Linked DNA regions of Mus musculus: region 2 is linked to region 1. Evidence: chromatin loops called from intact Hi-C (ENCODE). Cell type or tissue: left cerebral cortex. All regions are shown on one strand. Links, peaks and the distances in the headings refer to the core of each region. The heading gives the core; the rest is flanking DNA.

Region 1 (2,810 bases), core at 60-2,559:
ACCATCAGCACTGTCCCCATCAGCACTGTCCCCATCAGCACTGTCACCATCAGCACTGTCACCATCAGCACTGTCACCATCAGCACTGTCACCATCAGCACTGTCCCCATCAGCACTGTCACCACCAGCACTGTCACCACCAGCACTGTCACCATCAGCACTGTCAGCTGCAGCAGCAGCACTGCCATCATCTTCTTCTCTGTCATTACCATCGACCTTGATTACCACATCCTCACCAGTACCATCCACATCACCAACATCACTCCAGATAGCTGGACAGTCCATGACTCCACTCAAAAGTCTGCTTTCCATTACTAGGCAAGGGCAGAGGACAGCAGACTAGAGACCAGCAGCACTCTGGTGTCCCTAGGAATCTGGAAGAAAATGATGGATCTGAGCCGTCAACGTCTGGTAAGGAGGAGCAACACCGCACAGAGTGGACTGTGGAGATTAGGTAAGCACGGAGATACTGAGTTTCTAGTTTACACAAACAGACGATGATCTAGAATGGTGGACTGAAGCACGAAGAGGAGAGCTCCCTTCCCCTGCCCAGGGCCAGTAGATAAAAGGAACAAAAACCCCATAAGCAAAATCACTGAAAACAAAGTTTTCATGGAGAGACCAATAAGCCAAAGAAGCAGAAGCAGCATTGTAAGCTCCATCATCACTGGAGCAAGGAGGTAGCAGATCCCGAGGGAATCTGAAAACTAATCACCCGGCACCACTGGGAGATGCACCCCAGAACAGTCATATGGCACCTCACAGAAGGAGCTGGCCTGTCCTGAAACTCAGCGAGGATCCCTTCCACCCACTTAGAAAGTGAGACCCAGAGAACCACAGAGCCGTGGAGCACCCTGCAGTCATGCTCAAGCTGAGACAGCGCTGGTAACAAGAACATACCCGGCACAAGGGTAAGTACAAGTGTAGGCTAAGCCACAGCAGAGCCTCGAAGCAAACCGAAAGAAGCAGAAGCTGGGACGAATACTCAGAAGTGACTCCCAGGCTAAGGGCTGGACCACTCCTAAGGGAAGGCTGACCCCTGCTGTCTGAGGCAGAAACCAACAACATAAGCAACCTCATTTTCTTCACTGAGGCACTACATGCCCACCAGTCCCGTAACAGCCCTGGTCAGCATGCGGAGGGGAGTGGCACCTCAGGAGTATAAGCTAGTTCCACCTAGACACCGCAAACCCAACCAAAAGCATGCAGGTGATTAAAGAAAATTCTGGGACTGGGCCCACAGCTCAGCATGAAGGCCCTAGGTTGTTCTCCAACACCACAAAGAAATTAAATAAAAACCAAATACAGGGCTGGTGAGATGGCTCAGCAGTTAAGAGCACCGACTGCTCTTCCAAAGGTCCAAAGTTCAAATCCCAGCAACCACATGGTGGCTCACAACCATCTGTAACAAAAAAAAAATCTGATGCCCTCTTCTGGAGTGTCTGAAGACAGCTACAGTGTACACATATAATAAATAAATAAATCTTAAAAAAAAAAAAAAAACAAATACATAACCAACAACCAAACCCCAGATGGACAAGTCCCAATGCAGAAACATGAAGTCAGAGTGATGTGACTCCTTCAACGGAACAACAACAGACCTCAGTGAGAATGAATCAGATGGATGCCAGAGAATTCAAAGGAACGGTTTTAAGAATGTTGGCAAAATCAAAGAGGACATGAACTCCTGAATGAATTCAAAGACAATACAAAGAGCTGAACAAAATAAAGATGTCAATACAGCAAATGAAGGATGAATTCAATAAATATAAATACTGAAAAAAATCAAATTGAAGTAAGTCAAAAATAACTCAGTGGAGACCTCACCAATAAAACAGATCAAGTAGAAGACAGACTATTATCAGAGTGTGGACACGCTGGATCAAGAAAACTGAAAGGCTTTCTTGCAGTCCATCTGATCACAATGGACTACAGAGCAGAAACCAACAGCAAGAGAGACTGCAAACAAACACGGCATCCATGGAGACTGACACACACCTAACAATCATCAGATTAAAGAGAGAAAAGTTAAATTGCTAAAATGTAAAGCTATAAAACCTCATAGGTTATTGCCTATGGGCGCAGTGAAAGTAGTTCAAAGGGGGAGTTTACAGCTGATTTAAAAGAAAATTGCAAGTACCTCAAATAAATAATTTAATGATACATGTTAAAAACTTAGAAAAACAAAGTACTGGAGCGATGGCTCAGCAGTTAAGAGTACCAACGGCTCTCCCAGAGCACCCAGGTTGGATTCCCAGCACCCACATGGCAGCTCACAAGTGTCTGTAACTCAAAGATGTCTGATGTCCTCTTCTGGCCTCCGTGGGCACCAGGCATGAACATGGCATGCAGACAGGTATCCAGGTAAGAGTCTCATAGTCATAAAATGAAATAGAAATAATTTAAAGAACTTAGGAAAGCAAGAACAAGCCAATCCAAACACAGTAGACAGAAAGAAACAATAAAGATGAGGGCCAGAAGCAATGAAACAAGCAAATATCCTAGCAGTGACAGAGCTGGCTTTTTGAAAAGGTAAACAAGATTGACGATCCATTAGATAAACTAATCAAGAGAGTATAAAGGCACAGATTAGTAAAACTAGAGATGACAAAGTAGATGTTCAACTAGACAAGCATGAACTTCACTAGGTCACCAGGGCATGCTTGGAAAACCTCTAGTCCAATAATTTGGAAATTGTTGATATAGACACATGACCGACCAAAACCCCAGATATAAACAGCTTATATGACTGTACAATAATCAGTGAGACCAAAGCAAGAGTAAAGTCTCCCAACTAAAAATAAAGCCCG
Region 2 (2,810 bases), core at 96-2,595, 240 kb before region 1:
GAAGGCACAGGTCCCAGCTCCCATTAAGCCCAGACCTCAAGCAGAAGGCAGGGGGGCAGGATATGTGCACTCCTCTGCACTGTATGGCTAAGGTTGTGCCATAGTCAACATGAAACATCGTGTGTTAGGCACATGTATAAAATGGAGGTGTGTGTGTGTGGGGGGGGGGGATTAGTGACACTCTAAAACAAACTGGCAAAAGACAGGAAGAGGTTTAGAAGGTTTACAGAAATAGGAGGCCAGTGAAGAGATGTGCTCCAAAATGGACTGGAGATGACAGCCTGGAGACATTGTGGCCACCAGCAAACCTGGCATAAGCCCACAAGGTGTGAGCCCACTCTGCTGGCAGGAACAGTTGTCGAAACCAGATCCTGAGCTAGGGAGACGGCTCAGTAGGTGAGGTATCTATCGCCCAAACACTAGAACCTGAGTTGGATCCCTGGCACCCACGTTCAAAGCACCAACAAGAACACAGGACATGGTGGTGTGTGCTTGAAATCCCAGCCCCGGGGAGGCAAGATTCCTGGAGCTTGTGGCCAGCCAGCCTCCCTTGGCAAACTCCGTGCCTATGAGGTACCCAAGGCTGATGGGCTGATGTGTATATTATACATAAGAAGAGCACACACGAGAGAGAGAGAGAGAGAGAGAGAGAGAGAGAGAGGAAGAGAGAGAGAGGAAGAGAGAGAGAGAGAGAGAGAGAGAGAGAGAGAGAGAGAAAGAGAGAGAGAAAGAGAGAGAGAGAGAGAGAGAGAGAGAGAGAGAGAGAGAGAGAGAGAGAGAGAGAGAGAGAGCGCGAGCAGGGAACTGATAGAACTCTGCTAGTGTGACCTAGGTCCCAGGCCTGTGCTCACACATGCATACAGATCACCTCCGGTGTTTCTCTTACTGCTGTGAACAACTGAGACAAACAACTCAATAAAGGAAGGATTTATTTTACCCGTGCCTTCAGAGGGTTTGGCACAGCAGAGCAGGGCAGCCCTCGCTTTGATAGCTGGGAAGCAGAGTGTGTGTGTGTGTGTGGGGGGAACTGTGTTCACTGAATTTCTCCTTTTCCTATCAGTCTGTGGGATGCTGTGGCCCACAGCCAGAGCAGGTCCCCCGCTCAGTTAACTATTTTTGAAAGCACCCTCACAGTGCCATGCAGAGGTACACCCTGCCAATCTCCTAGGTGATTCAAGCCCAGTTGTGTTGGCAGTGAGGGTTGCCCATTGCCCTGGTGAAGGTGGTGGTCTTAATGATGCGCTTCCAGCTCACTCACCCCAGGCTCAACCCCTGACGAGCAATCAAGAGCTGAATAAATCTGTCTGCTTGCCAAATCAAGGTGCTATTCTCTCAACCATGCCTTCCGTTTCCCCATATTTAAATTTCTTTAGCAATAAAATGTCAGAGAAAAAGACCACCCCTGCTGGTGTACAAAAAGCCTTGGCACAGCCATACAATAGGGTGTTTATTTAGCAGTTTAAAAATATGTTCTCAAGAGGCATGAAGATACCCTGGTGCGTGACGACAAGTGAGGTGATATGGGGGCCACACAGGCACTCGTGGCCCTTTTTATGCCGACAGAGGCAGAGCAGCAGGTCCCTCTCTTGAGGAGCTGGGCTTCGGGTGGGAAGAGCTACCCTGTAGCTTTCTTTTAAAAATGCTCTTTTCTAAGGGTTGTATTTTTGCAGTGGAGAGTGTTCAAACCAATGTTTCCAATTTCAAAGGCAAGCCAAGTATTTCCCTCCTCCTCTGGAGCTGGCCTGGCAGTGTTTCCTTACCAGCAGGACCGGGTGAACTCTCTACTGCACAGTGGAGGGACTCACACCACGCCCCATGCCCTGAAGGAGGGCTTCTCAACATTCTGCCAGCCACGAGGTTTCTTGAACTGATAATCGATCCAGAGAGGAGTATGGAGCCAAGACTCCATGTCCTTCCTTACCCAGAGCATGAGGCTGACCAGCCTGCTTTCAGGGCTATGCTGGGCCCCATGGCACAGAGAATGCTGAGGGGAGGAAGTGGGTAGCCAGAGACTGTTCTGCCTAGGAACCCCTCCTCCACCCCACAGGATTTGCCAGCCTTCTGAAGCCTACTTCTAGAGGCTCAATGGTGTCAAGTGTGGGGTTCAGATGACTCTGAAGAGTCTGGTATATGCAAAGGACTACATTTCTGACCTGAGGGATTTCTTTCCAGGGTCCAGGCACCTGCCTAGGGCAGGAGTTCCTTCCAGGGAACTGCAGCTCAGGATTGCAGCTGACATCAGCTGAAGGCTGTAGCCCCATAGTTGTCCATACCTACTAATAGGGCAAAGCTGCAATTTCACATGGATGGTAGGCCCTGGCTTCTAAGGTGTACGCTACAGCCATGACTGCTAGGCCATCCCCCTGGCTCTGAGCTTGACCACAAGGAGGGCTTCCTGGGTGCTTACTAGCCATCTGGTGAACTCGGATGCCAGGAGCCTCAGTCAAAGCTGTCTGGGACCTCTTGCATGCCCTCAGCTCAGGAGTATGCAGAACAGGCCTTGACTGGGGGACAGGAACCATGACTGTCTCACCAAGTCAGGATGGAAGGGCCGAAGACTATCTGTGACCAGAGGGAGGGAGGTCATACCGAATAAGCCCCACCTCTTATTCACTGCAGGAAACAGGAAGGGCTGCAGAGGCTCTGTCTCAGTGGCTATCACCCAGTAAATCAAAAGCATACAGAACGTCATTTAAGAGGCAGTGGCAGGCAAAGGACCACAGCAGGGCAGACTGTGCTAGGCCCACACACCATCTCGGTTGGTCTAAATCCGTCCTACTAAGGATCTCTGACTCCCAACATAGTCAGTG

What was found. Peaks named below come from ENCODE experiments on the same cell type or tissue, not always from the same donor. Only the 100,000 strongest peaks of a DNase experiment are listed, where the experiment ranks them.
Region 2: it touches region 1 in a loop (2.9-fold over the local background); 3 of 42 quality-filtered maps call a loop at or near these places.

The regions. Positions count from the first base shown.
Region 1 is chr15:86,248,672-86,251,481 of GRCm38, reverse strand. The region is part of intron 4 of Tbc1d22a (TBC1 domain family, member 22a); the gene reads right to left. Among named protein-coding and RNA genes, the nearest start is that of Tbc1d22a, 36 kb to the right of the region's middle. In left cerebral cortex, for the core only: a CTCF peak has its summit at 1,037 (motif pointing left); a DNase peak (open chromatin) is centred at 1,005.
Region 2 is chr15:86,485,828-86,488,637 of GRCm38, reverse strand. The region is part of intron 12 of Tbc1d22a (TBC1 domain family, member 22a); the gene reads right to left. Among named protein-coding and RNA genes, the nearest start is that of Gm34965, 120 kb to the left of the region's middle. In left cerebral cortex, for the core only: no CTCF peak of the experiment used is centred there; DNase peaks (open chromatin) are centred at 1,057, 1,566 and 1,606; H3K27ac peaks cover 1,100 bases.